Regions from separate parts of the Mus musculus genome. Here region 2 is linked to region 1. Evidence: chromatin loops called from intact Hi-C (ENCODE). Cell type or tissue: left cerebral cortex. All regions are shown on one strand.

Region 1 (8,000 bases):
TTAATTCTGTCAGTACTAGTGAATCAACTATTATCTATCAGTATAAAAAACAAGGAGCTCATTTAATATTAACAGTAATTAGGGTTATATCTGTTTGAAATTGCAATGTTTTCATATTATTAATCACCTTTCTCTCATATATAATAGAGATGCATTATTAACAATACTCATCGCCTGGTGGAGCTATGTGTGGCTAAGTTAGCCCAAGACTGGTTTCCACTTCTAGAACTTCTTGCCATGGCCTTAAATCCTCATTGCAAATTCCATATCTACAATGGTACACGTCCCTGCGAGTCAGTGTCCTCAAGTGTTCAGTTGCCTGAAGATGAACTCTTTGCTCGTTCTCCAGACCCTCGATCACCAAAAGTATGTTAATTATTTTCAAATTTAAATATTAAGATAGTTCTACCACAGAACTGTAATATTAGTCTCCTAGTAACATGGCTTAACACTGGTTTAATTATACTCAAAAAGACGTTCTGCATTATAGTTTGAATTCTTTATTTTGTACCACAGCTATATTTTATTGTTTGTACTACTATTTAGTTTTTCTGTGTAGTAATAATTGACATCTGACAACCAAGTATTTTTTGAGTATTATATATAATATAGCACTAGGAGCCTTTTTGCATAGTCATAGCATTTTAGTTCAGTGCTTATGGCTTCTTAATTTTTTTCTCCATGTTAATTAACTATACTTAATTCCTGTTATCTTTTAGTCAATCTGAAGATAGTCATAGTTGGATTAATATAACATTTCAATAGTAGTAATAACAATAATAGAGAAGGACATTATGACTCATTAAAAACCTCAGGTGTGAATCAATAAGGCCATGATGATTTTATATATTCTAAGGTTGTTAAGGTTGTTTGTTTGTTTGTTTGTTTGTTTGTTTTTTCGAGACAGGGTTTCTCTGTATAGCCCTGGCTGTCCTGGAACTCACTCTGTAGACCAGGCTGGCCTTGAACTCAGAAATCCGCCTGTCTCCGCCTCCCAAGTGCTGGGATTAAAGGCGTGCGCCACCACTGCCCGGCTATTCTAAGTTTTTTTAAACTTAAAAATAGATACATGCGCTGGGCAGTGGTGGTGTATGCCTTTAATCCCAACACTTGGGAGGCAGAGGCAGGTGGATTTCTGAGTTCGAGGCCACCCTGGTCTACAGAGTGCGTTCCAGGACAGCCAGGGCTATACGGAAAAACCTTATCTCGAAACCCCCCCCCCCAAAAAAAAAGATAAATAAGTTAAATTAAAAAAAAACAGATACATGCTAAACTATAATTAGTCTTATTCTAGTTACCAAGACAAGGTTTCTGTGTGTAGTCTTGGCTATCCTGGAACTCATAGTCCAACCTGGCCCTAAACTTGTAGAGATTCGCCTGGCTCTGCCTTCCAAGTGCTAGAATAGATAGATGCATATGCTACCATGCTCAGCATCTTAGTGAAGAAAATTTTAAAAATACATTACATAAAACATGTCCTTTTTTTCCCTTCCTTTCTTTTTTTAATACAAGTAATCCCAAAAGAGATCTGTAAACTTTGGGCTTAGGGCAAAAGAGATGGCTCAGTGGTTAAAGAGCACTTGCTGCTCTTTTAGAAGAAGTGGATTCAGTTGACAACACCCATATGTTAGCTCACAGTCGTCCTTAATTTCAGTCCTAGGGGATCCAAAGCTCTTTTACGGTCTCTGGGCACCAGGCATGCACATGATGCAAATGCATGCAGACACTCACACATTAAAAAAAAAAAAGAGAGAGTTAATGCCTTAGTAATGGCCTTCTAAGAGCAAAGTAAAATGTAGGAAAATAGTAAGCATACTAAAATTCGTAGTGTAGATTTCTTAGAGAACTTAGAACTTATATTCCTATGATTACATATTTTTGTATTTGGTCTTTAAAAAAATATGCTGGGCATGGTGAGGCACAGCCAGGTGGTGGATCTCTGTGAGGTTTGCAAGATCCAAGACAGCCAAGGCTATAAGTTTTTTCAATTGGAAAGTTGATTTAAAAAAATGATAAAATGGGAACTAAATGTATTCATAGCATCCAGTCTGGTTAGTACTACCACATAGTTCACATTATAATTTGTTTTACTTTTTTCTTTTTGTTTGTCCTGTAATGCAAGAAGTTTATCAAACCTATGCCTTTGCTCATGGTAGTAGATGTTTAATTCCTGCAACATACGGGTTAGTTTTCAGTAGACAATTCACTTTTAGGCTTCAAGATTATTTATATGGAAAATTTAAATACTTATAAACTACAATAAGAAATTGTCTCAGAAGTTGTTACACTAGATTTTCTTTGATCTATTATTACTTAAGGTCTTTTTAACTTTTTAAATTGTTTTTCATATAAGTGTTTTTAGGTATTTTGGAAAGCCATATACTCTAAAAGTCGGATAGCTGAGACAGAAACATAGTCTAACAAGTAATACTGATATGAGCAGTGTGTTTGTTCCTTTAATCTAATTCATGCTTACTATTTATTGCTTCTGCTTCACAGATCAATTACTATGATCGTTTTGAAGCCTTTTCAAGAATGACTTAACATTAATTGGCTTTAATATATCAGTCAAAATAGTACTTTGTTTATCCTAAATGCCAAGAAAGTAAACTTGTTAATTGTATTGTAGGGTTGGCTAGTGGATCTCCTCAACAAGTTTGGCACTTTAAATGGATTCCAGATACTGCACGATCGTTTTATTAATGGATCAGCATTAAACGTTCAGATAATTGCAGCCCTTATTAAGTAAGTAACATTTTAAAGCCACATGTTAAATATGTTATTGCTGTTTTTATTTTGGCTCAATTCAGAAATGGAGTAGTTGGAGCTGGAGAGATGATTGCTCAGTGCTTAAGTGGCTGTTCTTTCAGATAGTAAACGTGAGGTTTATTCCCTGTACCTATGGCAGGTAGCTCAAAACTGTCTTTAACACCAGCTCTAGGAGAATCCAGCGTCTCTGGCTTCTGAGGGCATCTATCTGCCTATATACCTAATCCAAATGTGAATACATACACATAGAATGTCTTAAAAATAATACATGTCACTCGGGAGGCAGAGGCAGGTGAATTTCTGAGTTCGAGGCCAGCCTGGTCTACAAAGTGAATTCCAGGACAGCCAAGGCTACACAGAGAAACCCTGTCTTGAAAAAAAAATACATGTACTATGAGAATTTACTAAGTTGAGGTTAAGAAGTCAAGTATTTACGGGGGTTTTCTTTTCTTATTTCAGACCATTTGGACAGTGCTATGAGTTTCTTACTCTTCACACAGTGAAAAAGTACTTTCTTCCAATAATAGAAATGGTTCCACAGTTTTTAGAAAACTTAACTGATGAAGAGCTGAAGAAAGAAGCAAAGAATGAAGCCAAAAATGATGCTCTTTCAATGATTATTAAATCATTGAAGAATTTAGCTTCGCGGGTTCCTGGACAAGAAGAAACTGTAAAAAACTTAGAAATATTTAGGTTAAAAATGATACTTAGGTAAGTTATTCATCTTGGAAATAATTACTTACATGAATTTTTAGAGTCAATTTACAACTGAATTTCTCTTACAGATTGTTGCAAATTTCTTCTTTCAATGGAAAGATGAATGCACTGAATGAGGTTAATAAGGTGATTTCCAGTGTGTCATACTATACCCATCGGCATGGCAGTTCTGAGGATGAAGAGTGGCTTACAGCAGAGAGGATGGCTGTGAGTAAACAAACACTTAGTCTAGAATGGCTGTCAGTAAAGTTAGTAATGCTAGCATTCTAAATTAAAAGTTGAAATTTGAATGTTTTGGTTAATTTACAGCTTTGTTAATAATCTTGAAATTTTAAAGTAGCATATTTATTTGATCGCTGGGTATATCTTTGGTAAATTTATTGTTGAATGTAATTATTACAAGTTTGATAGTATTTGAAACATATTGAAGAAGGGGCATGTACATATGACCAATTCCAACTGATGGCTTAAAAGTACAAAATACATAAGAGGGCATGTAGGGCGCAACTGGAATCTTAGCACTGGAGAAGCAGGGAGATTGGCTACATGTTTAAGGCCAGCCAGGGTTACATATTGAGACCCTGTCTCAAAATATATATTAGAATAAGAGCTACTTTTTATCTTTATTTTGAGAATTTGTTTTTAAAGTGTATAATTTTGTATCATTTTGTCTTTAAATACTTAGAAAATTGTTTATTTCCTGTATATATTTTATGTATGACTGCTGTAATAAGTTACTAATTATAAAACTGATGATATTTGAGTACATATGTGGCAAACAGGAGCCATTTGTAGCAAACCAATATCTTTACTTCCAAGAATCTCTTTTGTTAATAGGGGAAATGATTAGAATGTGATTTTAAAAGAAAATATGAAGTAATTACAAGTATAGCTAGCTCATTGAGGCCTTTGGTTTAGTTGACAGCAAAAAGAAAAATATACAGGATATTTAAATCAGTCCCTGGGTTAGGAGGTCAGGTGGTAGATGTCTAGTTTTGTGTACGTCATGTGTCTGTCTTCATTGAGAATGCTGGTCCCTTAGCTGTGTGACCCATCCTAAAACATATAGAAAATATCATTAAATGTATAAAACTTTTTGTGATAGTTTGACATTGCTGTATATTTGTTATATTTTAGAAAAGTTTCTTTAACAAGTTGGGGAAATTTAAACTTATATTAGCTAAAAAGATTCATATTTATAGCACATTTTGGGCCCACCTACCTTTATTCTAAGAAAGTTGAATACTGGATTACCTTTTTAAAAAAAATTCGTGAGTCCTACTTTATTGTTCTTGAAGTTAGATAAATGACAGTCAAGATGGCTTAGTCTAGCACAGTATTACAGAAACAAACAATGGAAGTATAAGACTTTTATTCAAATTCAAGTGCCACTCTCTGCAAACGTGTTTACTGTGCTAAGAAAATGTATCTCTTACTTAGATTTCAAAGATGCAAGCAACAATAACATCCAGTACATGGCAGTCAATTAATAAATCAAAGTGGTTTGGTTTTTTATTTGGTTTTTTGAGACAGGGTTTCTCTGTATACCCCTGGCTGTCCTGGAACTCACTTTGTAGACCAGGCTGGCCTCGAACTCAGAAATCCGCCTGCCTCTGCCTCCCGAGTGAAATCAAAGTGTTTTAAAAAGTATCTTTTAACCTAATAAGAAAACCATTGTGGGGCAGAATTAGTTTAAGGAACCAAACACCAAAAATGGCCCTCTGCCCATTCTTCTTAAACCTTAAGTGATTGTTGCATTTAAATAATATTTTTATGAGTTAAATGCTGGAATGTACAATATCTTTTTGATGATTTCAGTGTTTGTAATTTATGGAGATATTTATTCCCCAATAAATTGCTTTGTCAGATATGATAGTTCCCAGCTTTAATTCCAGCACTTGGGATGGATATGGAGGCATTTTGAAGATCACAAACTTAAGACTAGCCTATGCTACATAGCAAAATGCCATTTCAGGAGAAAAGAGCTTACTATAAATTTTTTTAAGCAATTTTTATGAATACAATGCATTCTTGCATATTATCTTGTACATATGCTTTTGGCTTTCTATGTATTCTTTAAATTATATTTTAGTACTTTAAAAAGGTCTTCGTGTTTTATTTTGTTTTGAAACCTGGTTTTTAAATTACCTTTAGGAATGGATACAGCAGAACAATATTTTATCCATAGTTTTACGAGATAGCCTTCATCAACCACAGTATGTAGAGAAACTAGAAAAGATTCTTCGCTTTGTCATAAAAGAAAAAGCTCTGACCTTGCAAGATCTTGATAATATCTGGGCAGCACAGGTAAGGCTCTTGAAACCTCTTAAATGCTTCTGGAAGAAATTCTTCTAGAAACTTCCTGAAATTGTCAATAATGCTTGAATACTTAACAGTTCATATTTGGCAAAAGTTAAAGAGGCAAAAAATAAGGGAAACTAGGTGTGGTTGTGTATATCTGCAATCTCAGCAGATGAAAGTGTACAAGTAGGAGAATCATGTATCGGAAGGTAACTTAGGCTTCAAAGCGAGCGCAAGCTTCTGACCGAGAAATCAAGGATACAAACAGCTCAGTGGTACACTGTATTTGCCTTAGTACCACAAAATAAAGTAATATTTGTTGGGAAAATAAATATACATCTATCATTGACCTCTTAATAGACTTAGCAACTCCTCAGTATAGTTCACTCACTCAATTCCAAAACACTTAAAACTTTTCAGAAGGATTAGCAACCTTTCTGAAAAGGTTTTAAAAGCCACAAACTACATAAACATTGTTGAATTCTAATTTACAAAGCTTTGGTTTTTTGCTTTTTTCTTGTTGTTGTTTTTGTTTATTTTATAGAGATATAGAAAATAGCTTTGTTTTTGAGTATTTAGTTCCAGTTTGGGGAAAAAAGTAATAACAATGAAAGTATTAGTATATTCGATAAACTAATTAAAATTTAATATTTCCTAAAGTACATGTTAACTATGCATATGCAGAAATGAAATTGTCAGATTTTAGCAAGAAGCAATAGTTAAGAATTTTACATAGAGATTAAATCTTTTTAATTATGTGGTGATTAAATGGTGATAATTTCCTGATGGTCATTAGCAGTCAGTATAGATGATGTTTCTATTGTTCACAGTTTAGTGTCTATGTGACCTTTGTTTTTATTTATTAATAGGCAGGGAAACATGAAGCCATTGTAAAGAATGTACATGATCTACTGGCCAAATTGGCATGGGATTTTTCTCCTGAACAACTTGATCATCTTTTTGATTGCTTTAAGGTAATTATTAACGCAGCATTGTTATTACCATTTTATATTTAGATAGAATTGATTCATTAGAACTACAAGTTGTTATTAACCCACAAATACTTAAAAAACTCGTAAGACAATTTCTGATATGAAAGGACTTTATCTAGTTTGAAAGACTTTGCCAGTGTTTTCTTTCTACAAACTTGATTTTCATTTTCATGATAGTGCTAATAGCCCTAATAAAGACTCTTGTTCAAAATTCAGGTTATTGTTTTGAATATCTTTTCCCAGTCTCTTTTGGAAGTAGGTTGAAGTATAGAAAAGTAGGAAAGGAAGATTGTGAGAAACATAAGAGGTGGCAATAAAAGAAATATCAGTACAATGGTATTCTGAGGATATATACTCAGGTAAAGCATAACTTAATTTACAAGGCAGTGCCAGACCATACAGTCATACTCACATTGATTCTGTCATGTTCTTTTATATAGTGTTAACAGTCTCATCAGTTACTGACATTCAGTGCATGGTTAATTGGTTAGTGAATTTGTGAATTAAGAACATGACATTATAAGAGTGCTTAGGAAGGGAGGGCCTTTTAACTATTGGCATTACATCATTAGTCACTAAGTATTACTCCTGAAAATAGTGATTCTGACTGGGAACATAAGTTGCCATAACACTCTGGAAGGTTATATTGTGTCCCTGATTAAATACAATATTCTGGGAATATCAGTATAGCTCAGCAGTAGAATGCTTGCTTAGCATAACAAGGCTCTCAATCAGTCCCAAACACCAAAAGATTCTTGCATATATGCACCAGCTTGCATGTCCAAAAACAAGTGAACTGAAGTGGTTTGTAATAGCTACAAATCTCTCTATAGAGAGGATAGATAATGGATGTTCATATAATGGAATACTTCATGGGAATGGGAATAAGCAAACTGGAAGCAGCATGGATGAATTTCATTGTCAGAATACTGAAAAAGGGCTGAAACTATGTAGTAATTTCTGTATCTTGATTAAATTAACATAAACTTCAGAAATAGTCCCAGATGGCTCTTGAGATTCTATTCACCACATAAGACCAATTTGTCTTAGTATATGCCACATGTCTTAGTCAGGGTTTCTATTCCTGCACAAACATGACCAAGAAGCAAGTTGGGGAGGAAAGGGTTTATTCAGCTTACACTTCCACATTGCTGTTCATCACCAAGGAAGCAGGAGCTGATGCAGAGGCCATGGGAGGGATGTTGCTTACTGGCTTGCTTC
Region 2 (8,000 bases), 400 kb before region 1:
TTCCTAATTGCTATATAATTGTATCCAATCTATATCTGAGAGAAAATGAGCCTAATATTGAACTAAAAAGGAGAATTGTTGAGGTTTGGTCTTGCTGTTTACTATAATGCTAAGTGTGGGCTCCCAAGACCTGGAGTGTGCATGTGGACTCAAGTGGCCCTGTCCTCCAAGTTATTTCTGATTGGTAAATAAAGATGCCAACAGCCAATTGCTGGGCAGAAAAGACATAGTTACGGTTTACATTTCACGGGCTTGGGATCATAGGAAAAGGAAAGGGTGCAGGAGGAGGAAGGAGAAGTCACCATGAGTTAGGTGAACTATAAAAACATGGATCTGAGGGCTGTCAATTAGAGATAAAAGCAGCCCAAATGAAATACAGTAAGTAGTAAATAATAATTTGGGGTTATCAATAGCAAAGTAGATTCTAATAGCACAGCAGGTAGGTATCTGTCCAACTCTTATACTGTTTAAGGCTTATTTTAAACAAAAAGGTTGTGTGTCTCTTTTATCCTGGAACTAAATGGTCAAAGATGGGTAGAAACCCCAAGATGGGATTAAATAACTTCTCTTTAACACCAAACATCCATCCATATTAAACAAAACAAAAACTATACAAAGAATAAAAAATTCACCACTACTCTCCCAGAGCTCTACGCATCACCAGCTTCTAAAGGAGCAGCTCTGTGTGGGCAGGAAGACTGGATCCAGCAGCAATCCAGAAAAAGGTTACCACCCTTAAAATGGGTATTAAAGGCCATATATTTAAAGCTGGTAAGACTTTTTTCATCCTCTCCTTTGACCTTTTGCAAATGGGGAAACAGATATACAACATTTCTACAAATTCGCAGTGGCCCAACAAGAGACCTAAAGCTACTGATTTTGGCAGTATGGCCATGCAGATTGTCCTGGGATGAACACCAGAGTCTCCAAACCTTACCTATAAATAAGAGCAGAGAGTAAAGAATTACTTAATAATCGAAGAAAGGCACCAACATGAAAGAGATCAAAGTTCTACAAAAGAAATGGAGTTAAGATTGAAAGATGAAAGGGAAGAGAAAGTGATCTATCCATATGAGAACATGCTTCTGGGCTGGGCAGATGGCTCAGGGGATAAGGTGCTTGAACCCCAGCACTGATGTAAGGAGTATCAAGGTACATTTGAAACCTAGTACTGTGAGGAAAAAAGACAAAACAACCTCCCAAGGAGATTATTAAGGCTTACAGGCACTTGGTTCAGGCCAGTCACAATCCAATGTAGAAAACAAAGCAGCAGAGCTTCAAACATTCTACAAAAAATGATCGTAGTCTAGAATTCTATACCTAGGCACTCTCAGTTAAATGAAGGTAAACTAAAAACACTGTCAAACATACAAGGTCTCCAATAACCTCCATGGACTTCAACCAATCTCCTATGTACCTTCTTCCAGGCAGCTACTATAGCAGGCATACTACAAAAATCAGCAATGTAAGAGAAAGAAATGGGATGTGTAATGGTTAACCTGACTGTTAGCATGAGGAATGTAGAGTCACACAGAAGACAAACTTCTGAATGGGCTTCTGAGGGTGGTTCCAGAGAATTAAGATCACACATCCTGAATGTGAGTAACAGATTTTACGGAGCCTGGGAGACTGAACTAAATAAAGGAGGAAGCAACCTGCTCTGCTTCCTGACTGTGAGCACAACAGAGCAACACACCTCAAGCTCCTGCTCTCATGTGTTCCCAGGAGCCACACTAATCCCAACCGAGTTTTGACTAGGGTTTTTTGTTTGTTTGCATGTAGACCTGTGAGAACACATTTTTGCATGAGTGCAGTTCCATGTGGAGGCCCAAAAGGACAAGTATCTTCAGAACAACAAGAATACTAAACAAACAGACAAACAAACAAACAAACCCCTACGAAATCACAATTGCTACATAACCTTATTGTAAAACCAGGAGAAAGGCCAATGTATTTACTTATATACTAGGAGCAGCCTGAAGGAAGAAAGAGTAAGTGAAACCAAGTTTTCAAAGTTGTAAGCACTCCCTTTTGAGGGTGAGAATTACTCAACAAGTGACAGCGTACCTTGGTACTCAGAGATACAGCTATATAAACACAAAGAGTAGCAGCTACCTGACAAGTGCTGACAAGTGACAACAGTTTTCTCTGAGGAGCAGGAACACACCAGGAGTAGGGTAAGGGAGCAAGTTTTCAGAAGCAGCCTTTAGAACTATTTGACTCTCCAAACATCTTTCATGAGGATCTCAAGCAATAAAGTCTTCCTTTAAAGTCCCAATAAGCAAATATTATGCTCTTTCATATTCCCAAACTTATTAACCAGAGAATGAGGAAACAAGGGGCTTCCCAACATTTCATGTACAAAGACACAGAACTTACTGCAAACCCTAGCTCCTCCAAAATGAGGTTGCAGAGAAGATATAGCAACTGTATTGCTTACTAAATTCGAATGGGACATTTCTCCCTCAAAGGAATGGTTTTCGAGAATATATTTATTCTATTATTCCCTAACGAGGAAGTGTGTACCTTTAATCCTGGTGCAGGATAGAAGCCTTCAACTAACTTGCTGTTATCAAAAAGACTATAGGCACCGTCCCGTATTGCCACGACGCCTCGACTACGGCAGTATATGTCAATGCAGTACATGTTCCTGAAGGCCAGTCTGATGTGGGTGGATGATTGTGGTAAAATGGAGAAACACTGGTAGGCGGTGTTAGTTCTCTGGGTCAAGCCCAACATTGGAACAGTAGGGAGTTTGTTGATAGCATTTAATGGTGCCTGAGTATCAAACAAAACCTGGAAGAAACAGAGATATCACCCAGTTGTCATGTAACTGCAGAAAACTTACAATTTTCTGTCTCATTGTCACAAATGAACATTCTGGGACATTCTAGAAAAGTTTCTTTTGAAGTGCACTAGATCATTTTAATTAAGTTCTCCAGGCAGAGTTTAAACCATGTAAGACAAAAACATCCATCTTCGTCATTAAAAGAGAAATGCAGATAATTTTAGGTGTTTTGCATAGCATACTACTAGTACATCTTAAGACAGAGAACTTAATTACCTGTAATAACTGAACCACATTTGGTGTTTTGTTGAACATTTCTTGAAGTTGATGGAGAATGGTATTGTGACAGTTACTGCAACCTGAGTTTGGGCCAACTGTTCCCAACGCAATGTGAAATTTCTGATGAATGGAGTTCCACTGAATACTAATCTAGAGCAAAGAGAGCACATGTGAAACAAACTGCAAAGTAACAGATTCCAGGTGCAAACCATGATAAAGATAAGTCAGCAAGCATCAAAGGAGGGCTTCTTGTAAAAATGAGTAATGTGCTAAGATTTGCTCCCAATCTCCAAATATGATATTTATATAGATCAACAGAGCCTATGAGCATACATATCATCTCCCTTTTATTATATAAACTAGAAATATAAATCTTTTAAATAGAAAATGCAACTCTTGAGATTTAAAGATTTATTTCAATGCAGAGTCATATTCTCAATGCCATCAACTAAGGTAGCAAGCACTGTTATAATAAAAAGGGAAAATCCTCAAACACATGTTCATTCAATTACTAATAATTTCAGACATTACTAGTTATAGAAGTGTCTAGAGAGAAACGAATACAAGTGTTGTACAAGTCTCTATGTGTACCATGTCCATGGCTGGTGTCCGAGAAACCCTGGGACTGGAGTTACAGATGGTTGCTGGATCCTCTATGAGACCAGTACAGCCTCTCAATCACTGAGTCCTCTCTTTAGTTCCCAACTCATTTTTAAGGAAAAGAAGTATAGATTACAGGGAATATACTTAGGATTAAGATACGAATAAAGACTGAATATTTTCGTATAACTCAAACCAAAGACAAACTGTATTTCTCAAAGCCATTCATATAAAGTTAAACATGAATCCCAATTGAAGTCTGTGAAGGAAAAAATGTCAAGAGTGCTTGTTTTAAAATCAAGATCATATGCTCTAAAGACACTATAATTTATTTTTCAGTTTTAAAGAATTAAGCATATATCACACTTTTATTTCAGCAGAGCATTTAAAATTGATGTTCCTCGAGCCTTTATTTAAGGCAGTTTTCTTTCCTTTGTTTCTTTTCCAAGCTGCAGTGTCTGGCAACTATCATTTAAGTTCTTAATTTTTAAAAGATAAATAAGAAAGGAACCTCCATTTTTCAATATTTATTTTTATTTTATTTCATGTGCATTGATATTTTGCCTGCATGGATGAGGGAGTCAGATCTTGGAACACAAACTGCTGTGAGCTGCTATATGGGGGCTGGCTGGGAACTGAATCCAGGTTTTCTGAAATACTGACAGTGCACATAAGCACTAAGCCATTTATTTCTCCAGGCCACAGAACAACCATGTTTTAATTCATATACTTACTGAGCTTCCTTTGGTGGTTCCATAACATAAGATAAGCTTTCGATAATTATAAACACGAACTTCTGAGAAAATATTCAGATGAGCAGGTATTTCTAAGCAGAAACAAACAAAATGCATATTGATCGGACACGGACATGTTTAAGAAGCAGGTATGAAAAGTAGAGCATTTTGGCAAATCATATGCCTAGTTTGGTTGTGATACGGTCTCCTTGAACCCCACATTGTCCCTCAGAGTCTCTGTGTACTAAGGGTGATGGATATACGCCTCGATCTTGCTGCTTTTCCCTACCAAGTGTCATGATTGCAGGCCCACATCACCATGCCCGTTTGATTGTTTGCCAAGGCAGTGGCAGAATCAAAAGCATGTAAAGCCAGCACAGAGAAGGTGAGCCATGGAAAAGGTCTAGCACAGTGGCTAATACAGCAAGGCACTTTCTCTGTCCTGGCCTTCTCTGCTCTCAGTTCATGCCAAGAAAAGCTCTTACACAAAGTGAAGTTTTTAAGTCTCTGTGAAATGTTTTTGTCATCTGTAAAATAGGGGATAGCTATTTCCTAAGTAGCTGTGCAATTAAATGTGCTAGTGTTGGGACACAATCAAAGAATGGAGCCGTATGAGAATTCTGAGTGTTATGACCTCAGTGTCTTCAAAAACAGCATCATTCTTGGAATGTGCTTTTGTGCCCATCTGAGTTGACTTCAGATTATTCGTTCCAACTATTGTTGTTTCTGTGCCTCTGTGGAAAACATGTTTTGCCACATGTGACTTCCATTGTAATTGTATACTTTACTTATATGATACTATCTAACCCTTGTGGTATACATAATATGATGCTCTGAATAAAATTGGCTATTTATTATTTATTATTTATAAAGTCTGCCTCATTTATTGGCTCCATTCTCTCAGGTCCTCTTAGAGTGGTATCATGCTGACACAGCACAATGTTTATTAGCTTGCATGCTCACAGTAGATGAGGACTATATTATAACACAAAAGTATATTACTCACAAGTCTGTCTATGTGCCCAAATTTCTAGAAATAAAAGAAATTTAACAGTTTTTCCGCCGGAGAAAGAGAGACTATACACTGCGGTAAAGAAGACAATTTTCCTTAGATACTTTTGGCTGTATTTTTTTAAAACACTGTACAGGTTTTACTTTTTCTGTTACATGAAGGAGGTATTTTCATTTAAAAGGAAGACTATTACATGTACCTGGTAGAGAACGTGCAAATTCCAACACACACTCGTATAAACGGGCAATGCTACTCCAGTCATTAAGAAACATTTCAACTACTTTTCTGCCACCAACAGGTTCAGACAACAAATTTTCATACGTCAGGTAAACATGTCGGGATGGTCCTAAAGGATTCAAAGGAAAAAACTAATAGTAACCAATACTTTTAAAAATATGGACATAAGCAAAAACACAGTGTGAAAGATCTTACCTTGCTCCCTGGTGGAAGTGCCATTAAGCGGACAATTTGCAAACACTAATTCAGCCACCCAAGTGCGGTTATTTCTACCTTGTAATCGGAAAGTGCAATCAAGAAGAGAGCGGTCCAGAGCCTTCTGTGTTTCCTCACTTATTCCTTTACAGGGAGGAATCCTGTGATGAAAGATGACACATGAGATGTATGTTATGCACAAAGACAAAGCACAAAGTAAAAATGACACACAGGGTATGACATGACAACAGAGCTTTAGGTCCAACATGGCTTCTAGATCCCTTCTACAATGCAACAGTTCCCAGCAATTGGTAATATTTAGCCCACATCAGATGACATCAACCTATATTAGGACTCTCATTTTAACCCCCCAACCCCCAAACCCAAAGACAGTGTTTCTATTTTCCTTCTACAGCTTTAGAGACTATTTACCATACCATACAATGTTATGAACAATATATTTTAGCTGGTATTTCAGTAGTAGATGAAATAACAGCTGCTACATTAATTATATAGTATCTCTCAACTCACAGATTGGATCTTAGATTTTATAATTATTCCTATCAAGGCAATATCTGGAAATACAGAAACTTGTTTCAATTTTCTTATTCAGAATACCCAGAATGGACTCCTCGGTCTGGGCAATATTGCTATTTTGACTGGACAAGTCTTTATTGTGGGGAGCTGTGATGGGCCTCCATGGCCTCAATCTACTAGATGCCAATAGCACTTCGGACCCTGATTGCTTAGGTAATGATAAAAGTATATTTAGACATTGCCCTTCATGTTCCTTAAAGGGTAAAACCACCCCACCTCCATGTTGAAAACCGCTGACCTGGAACTGAAAAACAGTAAGAGACATTATTTTTTTTTTTATTTTTTGCATGTGGCAAAAAATTAAATATATGGATAGAGCAAAAGTGAAATATATTGCATTAAAATGTTGCATCACAATGTTCTCCATTGAAGCTTTAAACACATTTTCTCTTCAACATGCAGATTTTTGCTTTGTTGGTTTATTTTTAGTCCAGGCGGGCCTAGAATTTGCAGCAATCTTCATGCCTAATCCAATTGAGTTTTGAAATTATTGGCAGGAACCAAAACATCACCAGATAAAGTTAGCCAAAAAGAAAAATATCAGAAAGAAGAGGGCAGGGGTAAGGCCCATGGGGCTGGCAGGTGCCATGAGCCAAAGAGTACACAGCAGACGTAAGCATGTGGCTCCTGGTGGGCATCTTTGCTGGCTTCCAGAGGCAGAGCTTGAGCAACACTGTTCAGGTACCCACTGGGGCCTCTGGGGCAGCTTCAAAAGTGGACTGGCAGGAATGGAAGGGCTTGGGCCAGGCACCAGGCTCCTTGACCTCCTACTGGTAGTTAGCTGAGGGCAGGAACAGAGATAGGCAACCTCAAGTGAGGAGGGCAGGTGAGAAAGTAGGGAGGAACCAGAAGGTCACAGGCCAGGTAGGAGGAATGAAGCCTCCAGGAACCAGTAAAAAAATAAAACCAGTAATAAACACTGTCATGAAAAAACTGCTTCAATACCAAGAAAAATGTATGGGCCACATAGCAGAAAGATGGTAAATGTTGAAGCACTACCTAGTACAGGGTTTGTAAAAAGGTCACAAGTTTATAACAAAATAATTTATAACAACATAATATTTATTATGCATTATCTTTCTAGCATCTGTAGAGATATATAGGGCCAACTCCACATCTTATGAAACTCTAGAATTTGGTGGAAAAAAATAAAAATGTACAAGATATCTAGCTATTGATAGGCACTGTTGTAGACAAGAGAACATGACTCCTCTTGTATGGTGGCCCAAGTGTGTATGTGATCTCAGCTACTTAAGATGAAGGCAAAGTGATCTCAAATTCAAACCCAGCCTGAGCAACTCTGATTCACATAGATCCTGCTGATGTAGAATAGTGGTAGGGAAAATACATTGAAAAGAAATAGTTCCATCCAAAATGCATTATAAAAGTTGAGCTTGATATCGTGCTTATAAGGCCAGCAGTAGAAAAGCAATTCAAGTCCTACACTAGGGACCAAGAGACTAGAAAATCGCCTTGCTACTTTGTTCAAGACTAGGATATGCTACATAAAACACTGTCACAAAGAAAAAATGGGCAAAGTTCTCAGAATGTATGGCAA

The links. A loop is a pair of places that touch in the nucleus more often than their neighbours do. Peaks named below come from ENCODE experiments on the same cell type or tissue, not always from the same donor. Only the 100,000 strongest peaks of a DNase experiment are listed, where the experiment ranks them.
Region 2: a loop joins it to region 1, with 4 times the contacts of the local background. A loop is called at or near these places in 4 of 42 quality-filtered maps.

What each region holds. Positions count from the first base shown.
Region 1 is chrX:13,104,436-13,112,435 of GRCm38, forward strand. Usp9x (ubiquitin specific peptidase 9, X chromosome) reads left to right here. Exons shown (of 45, transcript NM_009481.2): 6 at 148-366; 7 at 2,630-2,745; 8 at 3,229-3,480; 9 at 3,555-3,693; 10 at 5,641-5,793; 11 at 6,657-6,761. Among named protein-coding and RNA genes, the nearest start is that of Usp9x, 37 kb to the left of the region's middle. In left cerebral cortex, no CTCF peak of the experiment used is centred here; no DNase peak of the experiment used is centred here.
Region 2 is chrX:12,700,687-12,708,686 of GRCm38, forward strand. Med14 (mediator complex subunit 14) reads right to left here. Exons shown (of 31, transcript NM_001048208.1): 17 at 5,846-6,006; 18 at 5,613-5,759; 19 at 4,402-4,493; 20 at 3,065-3,217; 21 at 2,527-2,796. It overlaps Gm52422 (a long non-coding RNA gene), which reads left to right. Exons shown (of 2, transcript XR_003953047.1): 2 at 1-5,262. Among named protein-coding and RNA genes, the nearest start is that of Gm52422, 7.6 kb to the left of the region's middle. In left cerebral cortex, no CTCF peak of the experiment used is centred here; a DNase peak (open chromatin) is centred at 4,308.